Linked DNA regions of Homo sapiens: region 1 is linked to region 2. A link is a loop called in an ENCODE intact Hi-C map of the cell type or tissue named here. Cell type or tissue: adrenal gland. All regions are shown on one strand.

Region 1 (8,000 bases), 270 kb after region 2:
GGAAGGTATGTGTATGTGTTGTGTGTATGTCTCAGAGACAGATCAGATACATTAGTAAATACCTTGCAATTCACAGATGGTATAGGATAAGGTTTTATCACATGGGGTTTCAAGGAAGAAAGTGATATACTAACTGCCATGATTATTAAATCCTTTAATTTTATCTCTCAAGTTCAATGTTGATGTTATTGATCAACACTAAGTATCTGCTTAAATGTTTACAGTATGTGAAACTCACTTGTATTTATACATAAGGCAGTATTACAACAAACTTGGGCGATGCTGCACAGATAATAGAATTAATCTTTGTAAATCTTTTTTAATATTGGTGGAGGGCAAGTATTTATTAGTTGTTTTGAGTATTCAAATAGAAACAAAACTTAAATGAAACATAAACTTATTTGTAATGTGGTTTCCATCTGGGTCATTATAACTTTGTATTATCTCCATGTAAGTGATATAAGGAAGGCTGCAGACATTGCCATTTTGCTTACAGGAAGTCTGAAACACAGAATAGTTAAATGACTTTTCCAAGGTCAAGATGAAGTGAAGATTAGAACCTAAATGCCTTATCCTCTGTCTTGGCGTTCTTCCTTCTAATTTATCTTGTCATTTTAATAGGGTGGGAGGACGGGTAAAGAGACAGGAACAGTCTCTGTGTTCTTTGCCATGGTTTCTACTAGATCATTGAGTGTTGGTCCCAGGGGTCTTCTATGTGGTTCAATATATTATATACATAAACTTAATTTTATTATCATATTTTGTAAAAATCAAAAGCCTAACATCAGAGTTGATTGTGCTTATTGGCAATGAATAGGGTTATTAAATAGTGATAAAATAGTTAATAATATTTAAGTCCATGATCTAAATACTACCTGTTAGTTAAAAGGAATTTTTAGAGCTGGGCACAGTGGTTCACACCTGTAATCTCAGCACCTTGGGAGGCTGAGGCAGGAAAATCATTTGAGGGCAGAAGTATGAGACCAGCCTGGGCAACACGGCAAGACCTTATCTCTACAAAAATATTTTTAAAAATTAGCTGGGCATGGTGCCACACTCTTGTAGTCTTAGCTATTAGGGAGGCCACTTGAGTGCAGGAGTTCAAGTTACAGTGAGCTATGATAATGCCACCGTACTCCATCCTGGGCAACAAAGTGAGAGCGTTTCTTTGAAAAAAAATTTTTTTAAAGTATATTGATTTTTCTTTCAAATGACCATTATCATAAATATTTTTGTAACATTTGATACAGTCTGGCTGGACTATAATAGAACCAATGATGTAATGAGACATAGTGACTGTTCAACCCACCCACTTACATTTGGTTCTGTAGGCATATTTGTTGTACTAGGTCCTGGAGTTTTTCCTCATCTTTACCCGCCTCCATGGGATCAGTGTTCAGGCATGTTTTCAAGTATTAAGTATGCCTTATAAACATAATAGTCTTTTTTCCCTGAATTTAGTAATACCAGAAACCATTTAAAAATACCTATCCATCATTGAAACTACCATTTGACTTATCAACAAATATTTGAGACTATTCTAAGCAAAACATTCATTAATAATGCATTAGACTGGGCATGGTGGCTCACGCCTGTAATCCCAGCACTTTAGGAGGCCGAGGCTGGTGGATCACCTGAGGTCAGGAGTTCAAGACCAGCCTGGCCAACATGGTGAAACCCTATCTCTACTAAAATATGAAAATTAGCTGGACGTGGTGGTGTGCGCCTGTAATCCAAGCTACTCGGGAGGCTGAGGCGAGAGAATCACTTGAACCCGGGAGGCAGAGGTTGCAGTGAGCCGAGATCATGCCACTGCACTCCAGCCTGGGCAACAGAGTAAGACTCCGTCTAAAAAAAAAAAAAGAAAAAAAAATCATTAAACCTACAGCAAGGTCTCTTTAGGATTTCCAAATGTGCCTGAAGGGGATGAAAAAATAAAAAGATTGTGACACAATTTTTTTTGCTTACTTGGTATCAGAAATACCCCTGTTATTCTATCATTTATGATAGTTAGAAATTTTATTCTGTCATTCTTTTCTACAAATCCACAGGGGAATCCGTACCAGAGTACCAGATGGCTTTTCAGACAGAGGTTGGAAACCATCCCACTTTTGAGGATATGCAGGTTCTCGTGTCTAGGGAAAAACAGAGACCCAAGTTCCCAGAAGCCTGGAAAGAAAATAGCCTGGTAAGAAAAAACTAAGTTATTAAAGAGAGGACTTATGACTGAATATGTTTTAATGTTGTTTGAAACAAAAATAGACTGTTAATAACGTTAATAGTTTTTGGAGTTGCCTAATGCCACAAATCAAACTTGATTTTTATGATGTTTTCAAATTTTTCAATATGAAAAAAAGTCAGTTTTAGTTCCATTTTGTTTTTTTCCAAGCTTAAAATACTATTTAGAGAGAATAACTAATGTGTCATAAGTTTGCCAGATTAGGTAACAGCTGGATAAATTAACATATTAATATTTTAAATATTATTGAAATTCTATCTTACTCTCTTGAGAATAGTACCAAAACTGTTAAGTAGTGCAGGCTTACATAACCAATGGCTAATGAAAATTTAGGCTAGACCTGAAAAAAACCAAGGCGCAGCCTATGAATTCTGCTAATTATTAAAAATATAATTCGGCTGGGTGCGGTGGCTCACACCTGTAATCCCAGCACTTTGGGAGGCCGAGGCGGGCAGATTGCCTGAGCTCAGGAGTTCGCGACCAGCCTGGGCAACATGGTGAAACCCCACCTCTACTAAAATACAAAAAATTAGCCGGGCGTGGTGGCGTGTGTCTGTAGTCCCAGCTAGTTGGGAGGCTGAGGCAGGAGAATTGCTTGAACCTGGGAGGCAGAGATTGCAATGAGCCGAGATCACACCACTGCACTCCAGCCTGGGTGACAGAGCGAGACTCTGTCTCAAAAAAAAAAAAAGCATATATATATATATTTATATACATATATATTTATATATATATTTATATACATATATATTTATATACATATATTTATATATATGTAAAATTCACAACAATGAAATATCTCAAGTCCCCTGCCATTTGAGTAAGTTGTTGTTACAACACTGAAAACATCTTACAAATTAACAAATATACACTCATATAATCTTTTAGTATAAATAGGATAATCTAATTATCTACTATCATTTCTGAAGTTTATTTTTTTACTTAAACACATTTTTTTAATGTCAGTACCTCTAGATGTATCTATTTCTCTCCATTTGGTCAGTATTCTATTGATAAAATCATATAATGATTCTATTGGATGATATATGATAATTATTGTATTAAAAAGGAAAAAACTACCTCTCCCTACTATCACTCTCCGTAAGTAACTCCCTTTAGCAATCTTTTGGGTTTTTTCTCTTCCAAAGATTACCATTATAACTTCAAATACTCTATCTATTCTTAAGTTATCTCTCGTTTACTTTCTCCCAGTTTGTAATATTCTATTATTAAATGATTTATGTTTTGTCTGTAAATTCATCTAATATTTAAATACAATAACGAGAAATTTTTGGTATTATGATTATGTAAGCATTCACTGCACAACAAAGTATTGTGCTTGGATTTATAGGAAATAAAAATTCTACATTAGTTACTAAAATCTCCCCTGCGCTTTGGGGAGAATGTTTCAAGTTATCATCCATCACTTGAGCCCAAGGGTTTGAGGCTGCAGTGAGCTATGATCACACCACTGCCCTCCAGCCTGAGTAAGACCCTGTCTCTTTAAAAAAAAATGTCATCAAGTCTCAGCTGCCCAGGAGGCTGAGGTAGGAGAATTGCTTGAACCCCAGAGGTGGAGGTTGCAGCGAGGCGAGATCGTGCCACTGCACTCCAGCCTGGGTGACAGAGTGAGACCCCATCTCAAAAAAAAACAAAAAAAAATTTGAAAAGTCATCATCAAATGATTTCTTTTTGGTTTCTTGTCATCTTTCTTTGTCTTGTTTTTAGGCTATACTCAGAAGCGCATTAAAAATCTCATGTCATTCTCTTTCTTGTAAACGATTGTTTTTTTGATGAAGTTCCTCCTTAAGTAATGTGTATTAGTATGTGTATGGTGGTAAACATTATGAATCCTTGCATGTTTAAAAATGTTTTTATCTTGCCCTCACACTCGAGTAATAATCTGGCTGGATAATAGTTTCAATATCATAATTATTTTCTTCACAACTTTGAAACTACTACTCCATCATTCTCTAGCCTACAATCTCCATGTGCTCTAGGCCCTAGTCTCCAGTCTAATGAGAATTTCAGTGCCATCCTGAATCGTTTCATTGCTTTTTGTTTCGTTATGTTTTTGTTTTATCCTCTTAATTTTTTTTCTCTATAAGCTTTTAAGACTTTATCACTAGAATTGTGAAATTTCACCTTGATGTTTGTAGGCATGGATCTTTACACACATTTTGCTTGGCACTGGGTAGGTTTTCAGTTTGAAAATTCAAAAGTTTCTTAAATTCAGAGGAATTTTCTTTTTTCTTTTTCTTTCTTTTTTTTTTTTTTTTTTTTTGAGACAGGATCTTGCTCTGTCATTCTGGCTGGAGTATAGTGGTGTGATCATGGCTCACTGCAGCTTTGAACTCCTCTGCTTAAGCTATTCTCCTTCTTCATCTTCCTGAGTAGCTGAGACTTCAGGTGCATACCACTTTGCCTGGCTTTTTAAATTTTTGGTAGAGACAGGGTCTCGCTTTGTTTCCCAGGCTGGTCTCAAACTCCTGAATTCAAGCAGTCCTCCTACCTCAGCTTCTCAAAGTACTGAGATCATAAGCATGAGCCATCATGCCTGGCCTGGTATTTTTTTTTAATTATTTCTTACCTTTCAATTCTTCCTTCTGGAATTCCCACTAGACAAATATTGTACCACCTGACATTCTAAGAATCATTTTTTTCTTATATTTTCCATTTTTTCTCCCTCTATGTTTTTCTTCCTCCCGTCCCCCTCCCCTCCCCACACACCTGGCCTCCCTTACTACATTTTTCAAGATTTACTCAGCTTTATCTTCAAATGACCCATTTAGTTTTCACTATTACCCTTGTATCAGTTATCTATTCATTAAAGTTTTAGCTTCCACGATCATAATTATATTTCCAGAAACTCGTTTGCCTTTTCCATAGCAATCTGTTCTTATTTCCAGAATGTAATAAGAGTGATTCATTCTGAAGGTGTTGTTTTTATGCTTTACACAAATTAATTTTCTTGACTATAATAAAAGGACAAAAAGTGAAAAAATAAGCAACTTAAATTATTTTACTATGTATTTTCACATTTCAATTTTAGATTGTCTTGGTAGGACTAAAATAATATTTCCATTTTGGATCCTGATTTAAGTGGGGTGATGTCATGTCAGAGACAGGGTAGAGACACATTATAGTTTCCATACAGATTTAGAATGAGCACTGTCTTCATTGGTTATCTTAGTCACTAGGTTACTTTCAAGTTTGGCTTCTGTTTCAAGTCAGATTGAAATATTTAAGTATGTGGCAATTAAGGAGCCTATTGTCAAGCACATACGTCCAAGATTGCTTCCAAAACTACAGTCCCTGCTATGGGAACTGGGACAGATTTTTGAGAGGTCCCTGATAGCAAGTGAGAGGCTGAATACTTTACTAGGATTAATTAGAGGTGCCAGCCTCACAATAGAGTATCCCTAAAAGAAAAATCTGTGAAATTTTATTCTAGTAAAATACAACTTCATCTTCCTTAAATTGTTTTATTTCACCAGCGCAAATGGGATCTATTATTTTGAAATATCTCTCGGCAACCCTATTATTATGAGATATGCATCATATGCATATTTACCTGAAAACTTTTTACTTCCAGTATAGAGTAGGTTGCCAAGTAAGGAATTCATAATACTTGGTTCACTTCCAGGGAATCCATTTAAATCTAATGTGCTACAGTCAATAAACTGCTTCTCTGCAGTGACAATCCAATACTAGAGTTAGGTAGCAAGTACATAGTTTATAAAAAGAGAGAAATGCAGCTATGTCTAAAGAAGCCATTTTTGCTTTCATAGTTGCATTGAGATTAAGAAACATTCCTTTAGTAGTAAAACTCAGAATCTTTCAAATATTAATGAATATAAAAACTAGCTTTAATTTTATAAATTGCCAGGGACTCAAGCATAGTTTAGTCAATAAAGGGGGGAAGAATAGTTTCCTGATAAAAATGAAAGCATAGAAAATAGTCTAAAGGAAATACATGAAAATGTTAAACCATAGTTATCTCTGAATATTGAGTTCATAAATGACTTTTTCTTCCTATATGTTTCAGAATTTACAGTAAAAATGAACTACTTTAACAATCACATACACATGGTTTTGTTTTTGTTTTTGTTTTTGTTTTTTTGAGACAGAGTCTCGCTCTGTCACTCAGGCTGGAGTGCAGTGGCGCAATCTCAGCTCACTGTGGCGTCTGCCTCCTGGGTTCAAGCGATTTTTCTGGCTCTGCCTCCCGAGTAGCTGGGACTACAGTCACGTGCCACCATGCCTGACTAGTTTTTGTGTTTTTCGTAGAGATGGGGTTTCACCATATTGGTCAGGCTGGTCTTGAACTCCTGACCTCATGATCCACCTGCCTCAGACTCCCGGAGTGCTGGGATTACAGACATGAGCCACCGTGCCCAGCCGGTGTTTTGTTTTGTTTTGTTTTGTTTTGTTTTGTTTTGTTTTGTTTTGTTTTTGTAGAGACAGGGTAGTTGCCAAGACTAGTCTTAAACTCCTGGCCTCAAGCAATCCTCCCACCTCGGCCTCCCAGAGTGCCGGGATTACAGTCATGAGTCAGCATGCCTGGCCCCCACACACAGTTTAAGGCTTTTGTTTTATGTTAAAATATTTTAAATTGGTAAAATAAAAAATTATAGGCCACGTTTATTTTAAAGTAGCTTTTTTCCTCCTACATAAAATTTTCAGGTATAATTTGTTTAACTGTACTACCATTCTTCATGTTTTCCATTCTTTTCCAGTTTTTTGTCACCCATACTATAGTGCAGGGGGACAATAATAGCTCACTGTAGCCTCGAACTCCTAAAGTGCTGGGATTATAGGTATGAGCCCAGCCTCTTTTCCAAATGTTTATACTCCATTTCTTAGTCTGTCTTGAATTCTTTTCTCTCCCCTGTTAAAATCACTTGCCTGGCTTTTCTTTATTCCTTAGTGTTAGTTTTGTATAACCTCTTGTAATCAATGGTTTTATCCTAATATATTTTCACATAAAAGGTGGCAACTTAGCCAGGCACGGTGGCTCACGCCTGTAATCCCAGCACTTTGGGAGGCTGGGGCATGTGGATTACTTGACGTCAGGAGTTCGAGACCAGCCTGGCCAACATGGTGAAACCCCATCTCTACTAAAAATACAAAAATGAGCTGGGTGTGGTTGTGCATGCCTGTAATCCCAGCAACTTGGGAGGCTGAGGCAGGAGAATCGCTTGAGCCCGGGAGGCAGAGGTTGCAGTGAACAGAGATCATGCCACTGCAATCCAGCCTGGACGACAGAGCAAGATCCATCACAAAAAAAAAAAAAAAAAAAAGGCCAGGCACGGCAGCTCATGCCTATAATCCCAGCACTTTGGGAGGCCGAGGTGGGTGGATTGCTTGAGATCAGGAGTTTTAGACCAGCCTGGCCAACATGGTGAAACCCTGTCTCTACTAAAAATACAAAAAATTAGCCGGACATGGTGGCAGGTGCCTGTAATCTCAGCTACTCAGGAGGCTGAGGCAGGAGAATCACTTGAACCTGGGAGGTGGAGATTGCAGTGAGCCGAGATTGCACCACTGCACTCCAGCCTGAGCAACAGAGTAAGATTCCATCTTAAAAAAAAAAAATGCGGCAACTCTTCCTCAGTTTATGTTTGCCCTCTGGTCTTTTTAAGAAATATATAGTACATTTCAGAAGAAACTACCAGTTCTTTTCACATAGTTTTAGTTTTTCCATTTTCTCTTTTGGACAAAATCTATAGACTTCTGTGATCTAGAATTCAACATTTTA
Region 2 (8,000 bases):
ATTAAAGTTTTTAATGATTACAATACTTTACTGTAAAGGGATTAATGGCTCTTTTAAAAGAAAGGTTCTCGGCCAGGTGCAGTGGTGCACACCTGTAATCCCAGCTACTCAGGAGGCCGAGGCACTAGAATCTCATAAACCCAGGAGGTGAAGGTTGCAGTGAGCCAGGATTGCTCCACTGCACTCCAGGCTGGGCTACAGAGCGAGACTCCATCTCAAAAAAATAAAAAGAAAGGTTCCCTGCCCTACCCCCTAGGACCCCATAGCTCCAGCTACGGCCCAAGGCTGGGGCAGGAATATCTCTTGAGGCCAGGTAGATTCTAGACTGAATAGCCACTGTACTACAGCTGACTGGACTAGATCTGAATTCCATTTAGCTGTTAAATGGGCAATTCGAACTAGTAATTTGACCAAAATTACATGCAGGGTAAGAAAACTAGTTCATTATCTTAGTGAAAGAAATAGCTTCTACACCTTCATTTTACATGTAAAATTGTATTTGAAGAATGCAGCTGTATATGCCTCACCTGTACCATTTAAATAAAACTATTTAAACATTTTATTACAGGTTCTAAATGAGAAGAAACTTCAAGAGGTTGATAGTTTATGGAAAGAATTTGAAACTCCAGAGAAAGCAAACAAAATGTAAGTACTCTTGAAATCAATAATTTAGCAGTTAACATTTAGGGCTTGTTTTATTTTTTACATTTTTCCCTGATTTATATAATGTTACATTCGTAGTTTTCTGTTTTGAAATCTGTTTCAGGAATAATTTTGGTATGAACCTAATTATTACAAATGTTTTACTTGGAATATAGGCCATCTCAATTAATTTGAAGGCAGTAGTCTCCCCCTTACCCACAGGGATTATGTTCCAGAAGACCCTGTGGATACTTTAAACCTCGGATAGTACCAAATGTGATTGCTGTCAGTAGGAACACATTTGTCTTCGTGTCTTCCACACACAAATGTAATACCTTTTTTATCTTAACTAAGCACTTACCGCACACAGGGGTTGTAACCTGCTTTTTGAGTTTTGCAACATCAAAACTAGCATGAACTACTTTTTCTTTCATCACAATTTCATGGAAGATTCATTCTTAGTGTAGATGTTAAATCTTTGGTTTTTTTGTTTGTTTTTTGAGACAGAGTCTTGTTCTGTCACCTAGGCTGGAGTACAATGGCGCAATCTCTGCTCACTGCAACCTCCGCCTCCTGGGTTCAAGCTATTCTTCTGCCTCAGTCCCCCAAGTAGTTGGGATTACAGGTGCCCACCACCATGCCCAGCTAATTTTTGTATTTTTAGTAGAGACAGGGTTTCGCCATGTTGGTCAGGCAGGTCTCAAACTCCTGACCTCAGGCGATCCGCCTGCCTCGGCCTCACAAAGTGCTGGGAGTACAGGCGTGAGCCACCACACCTGGCCTAAATCTTCGTATTTGTATGTATATTTAAGGGACCACACTAGTATGTTCCCTTACCAGATAAGAAAACCTTGCTTAAGATGACACTGTTGCCTGGTGTGGTGGCTCATGTCTGTAATCCTAGTACTTTGGGATACCAAGGTGGGTGGATCATTTGAGGTCAGGAGCTCGAGACCAGCCTGGCCAACATGGTGAAACCCCCTCTCTCCTAAAAACACAAAATTAGCCGGGCGTGGTGGCACATGCCTGTAATCCCAGCTACTGGGAGGAAGCTGAGGCAGGAAAATCCCTTGAGCCTGGGAGGCGGAAGTTGCAGTGAGCCGAGATTGCGCCACTGCACTCCAGTCTGGGTGTCAGAGTGAGACCCTGTCTCCAAAAAAAAAAAAAAAGATGACACTGTTTTAGGCAACTAGAAGACTAGTTTTCCTTCTTAAAGGGTTATATGCTTTGTTGGGTTAATCTGATTCGTTGTTGTCAATGATGTATTCTTCTTGGAACTGAATCTAAGTGATCTGACTCAATATTCGTCACTACCACTGAGACAACGATGAATCAACTATATGTTTCTTTCTGGATAAAATACTACCCTGAGGCTGGGCGTGATGGCTCACACCTGTAATCCCAGCATTTTGGGAGGCCAAGGCAGGCGGATCAGTTGAGCCCAGGAGTTCAAGACCAGCCTGGGCAATATAGGAAAACCCCATCTCTACCAAAAACAAAAATTAGCTGGGTGTGGTGGTGCACACCTATAGTCCTAGCTGCTTGGGAGACTGAGGCTGGAAGATCCTTTGAGCTCGGGAAGTCAGGGCTGCAGTGAGCTGTGATTGCACCACTGCATTCCAGCCTGGGTGACAGAGTGAAGTGAGACCCTGTCTCAAAAACATAAAGGGGGCCGGGCACGGTGGCTCACGCTTGTAATCCCAGCACTTTGGGAGGTCGAGGTGGGTGGATCACAAGGTCAGGAGTTTGAGACCAGCCTGGCCAATATGGTGAAACCTCTTCTCTACTAAAAAATACAAAAAAATTAGCCAGCCATGGGGGCTGGGCACGGTGGCTCACGCCTGTAATCCCAGCACTTTGGGAGGCCAAGGCGGGCGGATGATGAGGTCAGGAGATGGAGACCATCCTGGCTAACACGGTGAAACCCCGTCTCTACGAAAAATACAAAAAATTAGCCAGGTGTGGTGGCGGGTGCCTGTAGTCCCAGCTACTTGGGAGGCTGAGGCAGGAGAATGGCATGAGGCAGGAGAATGGCATGAACCTGGGAGGTGGAGTTTGCAGTGAGCCGAGATTGCGCCACTGCACTCCAGCCTGGGCGACAGAGTGAGACTCTGTCTCAAAAAAAAAAAACAAAAACTAGCCAGGCATGGTGGCACAGGCACATGCCTGTAATCCCAGCTACTTGGGAGTCTGAGGCAGGAGAATTGCTTGAATCCGGGAGGCAGAGGTTGCAGTGAGCCGAGATCGCACCACTGCACTCCAGCGTGGGTGACAGTGAGATTCTGTCTCAAAAAAAAAAACAAAAAACCATAAAGGGTTAGGATGTAACAAGAATGAGACCTGACAATAAGCTATTTTTTTTAATGGCATTTGTACAGGATAGACAAATGAATATCATGAGATTCCTAAAAAGGACTCACGTACGTTTTCTTGAGTCAATTCTATGCTGTATAATAAAGTCATCTCTGTACAGCTTTATGCAACAGGGGTTTGTATTAAAGCTTCAACATCTTTACTCTTGGCCAAAATTTCCTCCAAAGCCTACAACTTTCTTTTAATAATCCAAGCATTACTAGCCTAACATTTAGAAAAACTAGTAATTGTATGAAGAATATCTAACTTCACACCCTGATACACAATGGTAGGCATGTTTTATTGGTGTGTGCTTTGGAAACAGTCAAGCACTTCTTTCCAAGTTATGTGGCTTTTGAATCAACGCACTGCCCCCAATAACATGTTTATCTCTTTTTTTTTTAATTCTAGAGTAAAGCTAAAACATTTTGAGAAATTTCAGGATACAGCAGAAGCATTAGCAGGTAAAGTAAAAAATTAGAAGCTTGCTTTTTTGAAAAAATTAAGTCTTAGCCGTTTGTTTTTCTTGTTTAAAAGGTTGTTTGCTTCAGTTGCCTGTGTTAACCTTATTCAATGTTGTCAATGATGCATTCTTATTGGAACTGAATTTAAGTGATCTGACTCATTCGTCACTACCACTGAGACAACATTGAGTTAGCTTTTTTCACCATAGGGCTGGTTTTCCCCATGTGTGAGGAGAGGTGAGAAGTGGTTAAGTTGATCTCCCTGTGGAAACCAGCAACATAATGCTGAAGCACAATTCAGTAAAAGGTGTTCTACAAGGGACCAAGGTAATGTGGTCAAGTATACAGCTCTCTCCTCATTTTAATCCAAGGGTAGAGTTGTAATCCTGAGAACAGCCAGGATTCACAGTTGAAAAATAATTTAAAAAGCTCTTCTGGGGGTATAGATTTTTAGTTCAAAAAAACATATCAATATTCAGAGTTATACAGAAACTGACAGAGGTGTTATTTTTAAAAGATTCAGAAGAATGGATGACTCATACTCTTCAACTAGATTTCATCACGGGACAACAGAGTGATCGGGTTTATTTACTGTAATTGACTGCAGTAGGTCTTACAGTTTTGTTTTTTTAAGTGTTAGGGAAAACAGGAAGAGCAGATATAAAGCCCAAATCATTAAATTTTCAACTGCCTGAATTCTTTATCACAAATCAGCCAACTATTTGGCGGTGTAGTTTGAAAATGAAGGACCGTGAGGAAGAATATGGCTTAAAGCTGGGCAAGAATATGACAGATGCAAAAAATTTTGTTAAATAACCACAGGAGAAAGGTACAGTTTTTGTCTGAAAATTTGGAATCCAACTAAACATGCTGGAACATAACAGACCACCCTAACCTTGGCAGAGGGGTAGGCTGAAGGAAGACCCATAGGGCCAGTTTCTTTGTTTTATAAACATAGTTCTAGGGCTGCTTCACCAACTCTTCAGTAATTAGAGTTATATACAGCCATAAAAAAAACTGTGGTAATATTAACTTGGAGAATTTTTAAAAAGATAGCCTGTTCATCACAGCTTTTAAGTATGGGTAAACATTTGGTAAGATTCCAAGCAAGATTGTGTTAGCTGTATTCAAACTCTAGGGGGTGTTGTTGACATAGACTGGGATATGAACAGTTCCTAGTCCTGATCTCAAGTAGCCTCTTCTGAATTCCTTTTTGCATACGATCTTTAATCTGCTTGGGATATATCTGGCCAGTCCTTATTAAACTGTATTAAATGGACAAGCCAAGCTTTTGCTCAAACAAGCAGGTTTTTACTATTAATACCTAATATATTGAGCACATACTGATTGTCAGATTTATGCTTATGATTTCATAATTGTTATTTAATTCTTGAATCCTGTGAGGCAGATAACCATCATCTCTATGTTACAGATGATAAAACTTGAAATTTAAGCAGTATTTCCAGATTCATTTACCTAGCTTCTTTGTATTATTTAAAATAATGTACAATAAGGCTGGGTGCGGTGGCTCATGCCAGGAATCCCAGCACTTTGGGAGGCCAAGACAGGCGGATCACCTGAGGTCAGTTCAAGATCAGCCTGGCCAACATGGTGAAACCTCGTCTCTACTGAAATTACAAAAATTAGCCGGGTGTGGTGGCACACACCTTAGTCCCAGCTACTCGGGAGGCTGAGGCAGGAGAAACACTTGAACCTGGTAGGCAGAGATAGCACTGAGCCAAGATTGCACCACTGCACTCCAGCCTGGGCAACAGAGCGAGACTCCTTCTGGAAAATAACATAAAATTAAGTAGTGTACAGTAAATGGACAAAATGCCATAGTAGTTGAGAATTTAAAGTCAATTCCCCCCAGTCTAAGCTCCATGAGGGCAGAGACTGTTCTGTACTGTCAAATTCCTAGACGCTAGCAAAGTATACAGCTATAGAAGGTTTATAATAAATATTTTGGGGAAAATGAATGAAAATAGTGAATTTTATCAGGAATGCTGTCATAGAAACATTTACAATGCCTTTTCCTATCTGTTTTCACCAGAAAGTTAAATGAACATCAGCTAATTAAGAAAGCAGAATCCTTCCCCTGGGAATTCAGTTCTCACTGCCTATTATAAGGCAGTTTTGACATGACAGAACCACAACTAAATGGCTGTAAATGTCACAGTGTACATTTTAAACCTCATAGCCTTAGAGTTTGATGAGACCAGGCACAGTGACTAACACCTGTAATCCCAACACTTTGAGGGGCTAAGATGGGCAGGAATTTAAGATCAGCCTGGGCAATATAGCAAGACCCCCTCTCAAAAAAGATTTTTTTTTTTTTGGAGATGGAGTTTCATTTTGTCACCCAGGCTGGAGTGCAGTGGCATGATCTCGGCTCACTGCAGTCTCCACCTCCTGAGTTCAAGTAATTCTCCCAGGAGGCTGGGTTCAGCCTCCAAAGTAGCTGAGATTACAGGTGATACCACCATGTCCAGCTAATTTTTGTATTTTTTAGTAGAGACGGGGTTTTGCCTGTTGGCCAGGCTGCTCTGGAACTCCTGACCTCAGGTGATCCACCCGCCTTGGCCTCCCAAAGTGCTGGGATTACAAGCATGAGCCACCGTGCCTGGCCATCATTTTTTTTTTTTAAATAAAGAAATAGGGTCTGTTGGGGTGTGATGTTGAATTTGTATTGGTCTCAGACATTCATATATGCTATTTGCATGAAGTGGTTTATTTTTATTCTTGATTGTGTTTTCAACTTGCAAGTCTTTTTTTTTTTTTTTTTGATACTGATCTTCGGCTGGAGTACAGGGGCGCGATCCCAGCTCACTGTAGTCTCTGCCTCCTGAGTAGCTGGGATTACAGGCTCATGCCACCACGCTCACCTAATTTTTGTATTTTTAGCAGAGATGGGGTTTCACCATGTTGCCTAGGATGGTCGCATCTCCTGACCTCGTGACCCGCTCACCTCAGCCTCCTGAAGTGCTGGGATTATCCATTTGATCATAATTCGAATGGATATACGATCAGGAGGGAAGAGCAAGACCTGACTTATTAAGCACAAACTGCCTGACCTTGGAAATTGTTGATAGACCTTCATTCCTGCCAAGCATTTTTCTTTTCTTTTTCTTTTTCTTTTTTTTTTTTTAGATGGAGTTTTGCTCTTGTCACTTAGGCTGGAGTGCAATGTCACGGTATCACTTTAACCTCCACCTCTGGGTTCAAGCGATTCTCCTACCTCAGCCTCCCGAGTAGCTAGGATTACAGGCGTGAGCCACCAGGGCCAGCTAATTTTTGTATTTTTAGTAGAGTGTTTCGTCATGTTAGCCAGGCTGGTCTCTCGAACTCCTGACCTTAGGTGATCTGCCAGCCTCAGCCTCCCAAAGTGCTGGGATTACAGACTTGAGCCACCACGCGCAGCCCAAGCATACTTTTTATGTTTTTTGTTTTTGTTTTGTTGAGACAGGGTCTGTCACCAGGCTGCTGGAGTACAGCGGCATGATCATGACTCACTGCAGCCTTGAACTCCCTGGGCTCAGGTGATTGTCCCAGCTCAGCCTCCCCAGTAGCTGGACTACAGGCACATGCCACCACACCCAGCTAATTTTTGTATTTTTAGTAGAGACAGGGTTTCGCCGTGTTGGCCAGGCTGGTGGTACACACCACCATGCCTGGGTAACCCAAGCATACTTTTACCTCAGTCAAATGTCAGATAAATTTCAGAAGAGGTATTAGTTCGTGTGGGTCCAGAAAAAGGGAATATAGGTCTAAGGAAGGGTGAGAAATATAAAGCAGCTGATTTAGAACTTGCCAGAAATACCAGCGGTCTCAAAATAGAATAGGCAGCCTTTGCTACTAAGTTTTACATTGCTGGAGGTGTACAAGTGGAGATACAAGCAAAGCTAAGGCCTTCACTCAAACATGTTTATATTATGGCAGAACTTTGAAAATGATTACACTCATTTTTACTAGTTTTGATGTGATTTTAGGATATTTCAGGACAGTCTATTTGAAATGACAAAGGAAAGTGAGTCTGTTTTGTCTTCCCAAAAAGATTGTTTCTAAGATTTCATGATTCTCCCTTGAGTTCATGAGAAGATTCTTGTGAGAAGGAAAGAAACCCTGGACCTGATTTTACCCCTGGCTCTGTAGCAAAAATGAGGGTGGGAAGATCAAATGAAATTGTGAAACATGTAACTTATAAAACATATATCATTTCATTTCAGAAGTAACATTAAATTCAAGCCCTTTGAAAGGCCTATTTTATTTTTTTAAGTGTCAACTAGGGCAAGGTCTCAAAGTTAAAAATTTGAGAGTTAATGCTTTTGTTTTTCTTTTTCTTGAAAAGCATTCACAGCTCTGATGGAGGGCAAAATCAATAAGCAGCTGAAAAAAGTTCTGAAGAAAATAGTAAAAGAAGCCCATGAACCGCTGGCAGTAGCTGATGCTAAACTAGGAGGGGTCATAAAGGTAAAGTCACGATATTTTTGGTCATGCCTGCTAGTCAGATCTCACAGCATACCAACTACAAAGCCTAGCCTT

What was found. Hi-C counts contacts between places; a loop is a spot of excess contacts. Peaks named below come from ENCODE experiments on the same cell type or tissue, not always from the same donor. Only the 100,000 strongest peaks of a DNase experiment are listed, where the experiment ranks them.
Region 1: a loop joins it to region 2, with 3 times the contacts of the local background. A loop is called at or near these places in 6 of 110 quality-filtered maps.

The regions. Positions count from the first base shown.
Region 1 is chr2:202,540,260-202,548,259 of GRCh38, forward strand. It overlaps BMPR2 (bone morphogenetic protein receptor type 2), which reads left to right. Exons shown (of 13, transcript NM_001204.7): 10 at 2,052-2,188. Among named protein-coding and RNA genes, the nearest start is that of FAM117B, 91 kb to the right of the region's middle. RefSeq lists a silencer at 5,422-5,491. In adrenal gland, no CTCF peak of the experiment used is centred here; no DNase peak of the experiment used is centred here.
Region 2 is chr2:202,274,545-202,282,544 of GRCh38, forward strand. It overlaps NOP58 (NOP58 ribonucleoprotein), which reads left to right. Exons shown (of 15, transcript NM_015934.5): 2 at 569-645; 3 at 3,406-3,458; 4 at 7,807-7,928. It overlaps SNORD70 (small nucleolar RNA, C/D box 70), which reads left to right and starts at 1,887; the gene lies at 1,887-1,974. SNORD70B (small nucleolar RNA, C/D box 70B) reads left to right here and starts at 3,569; the gene lies at 3,569-3,643. In adrenal gland, a CTCF peak has its summit at 4,574; no DNase peak of the experiment used is centred here; H3K27ac peaks cover 3,442 bases.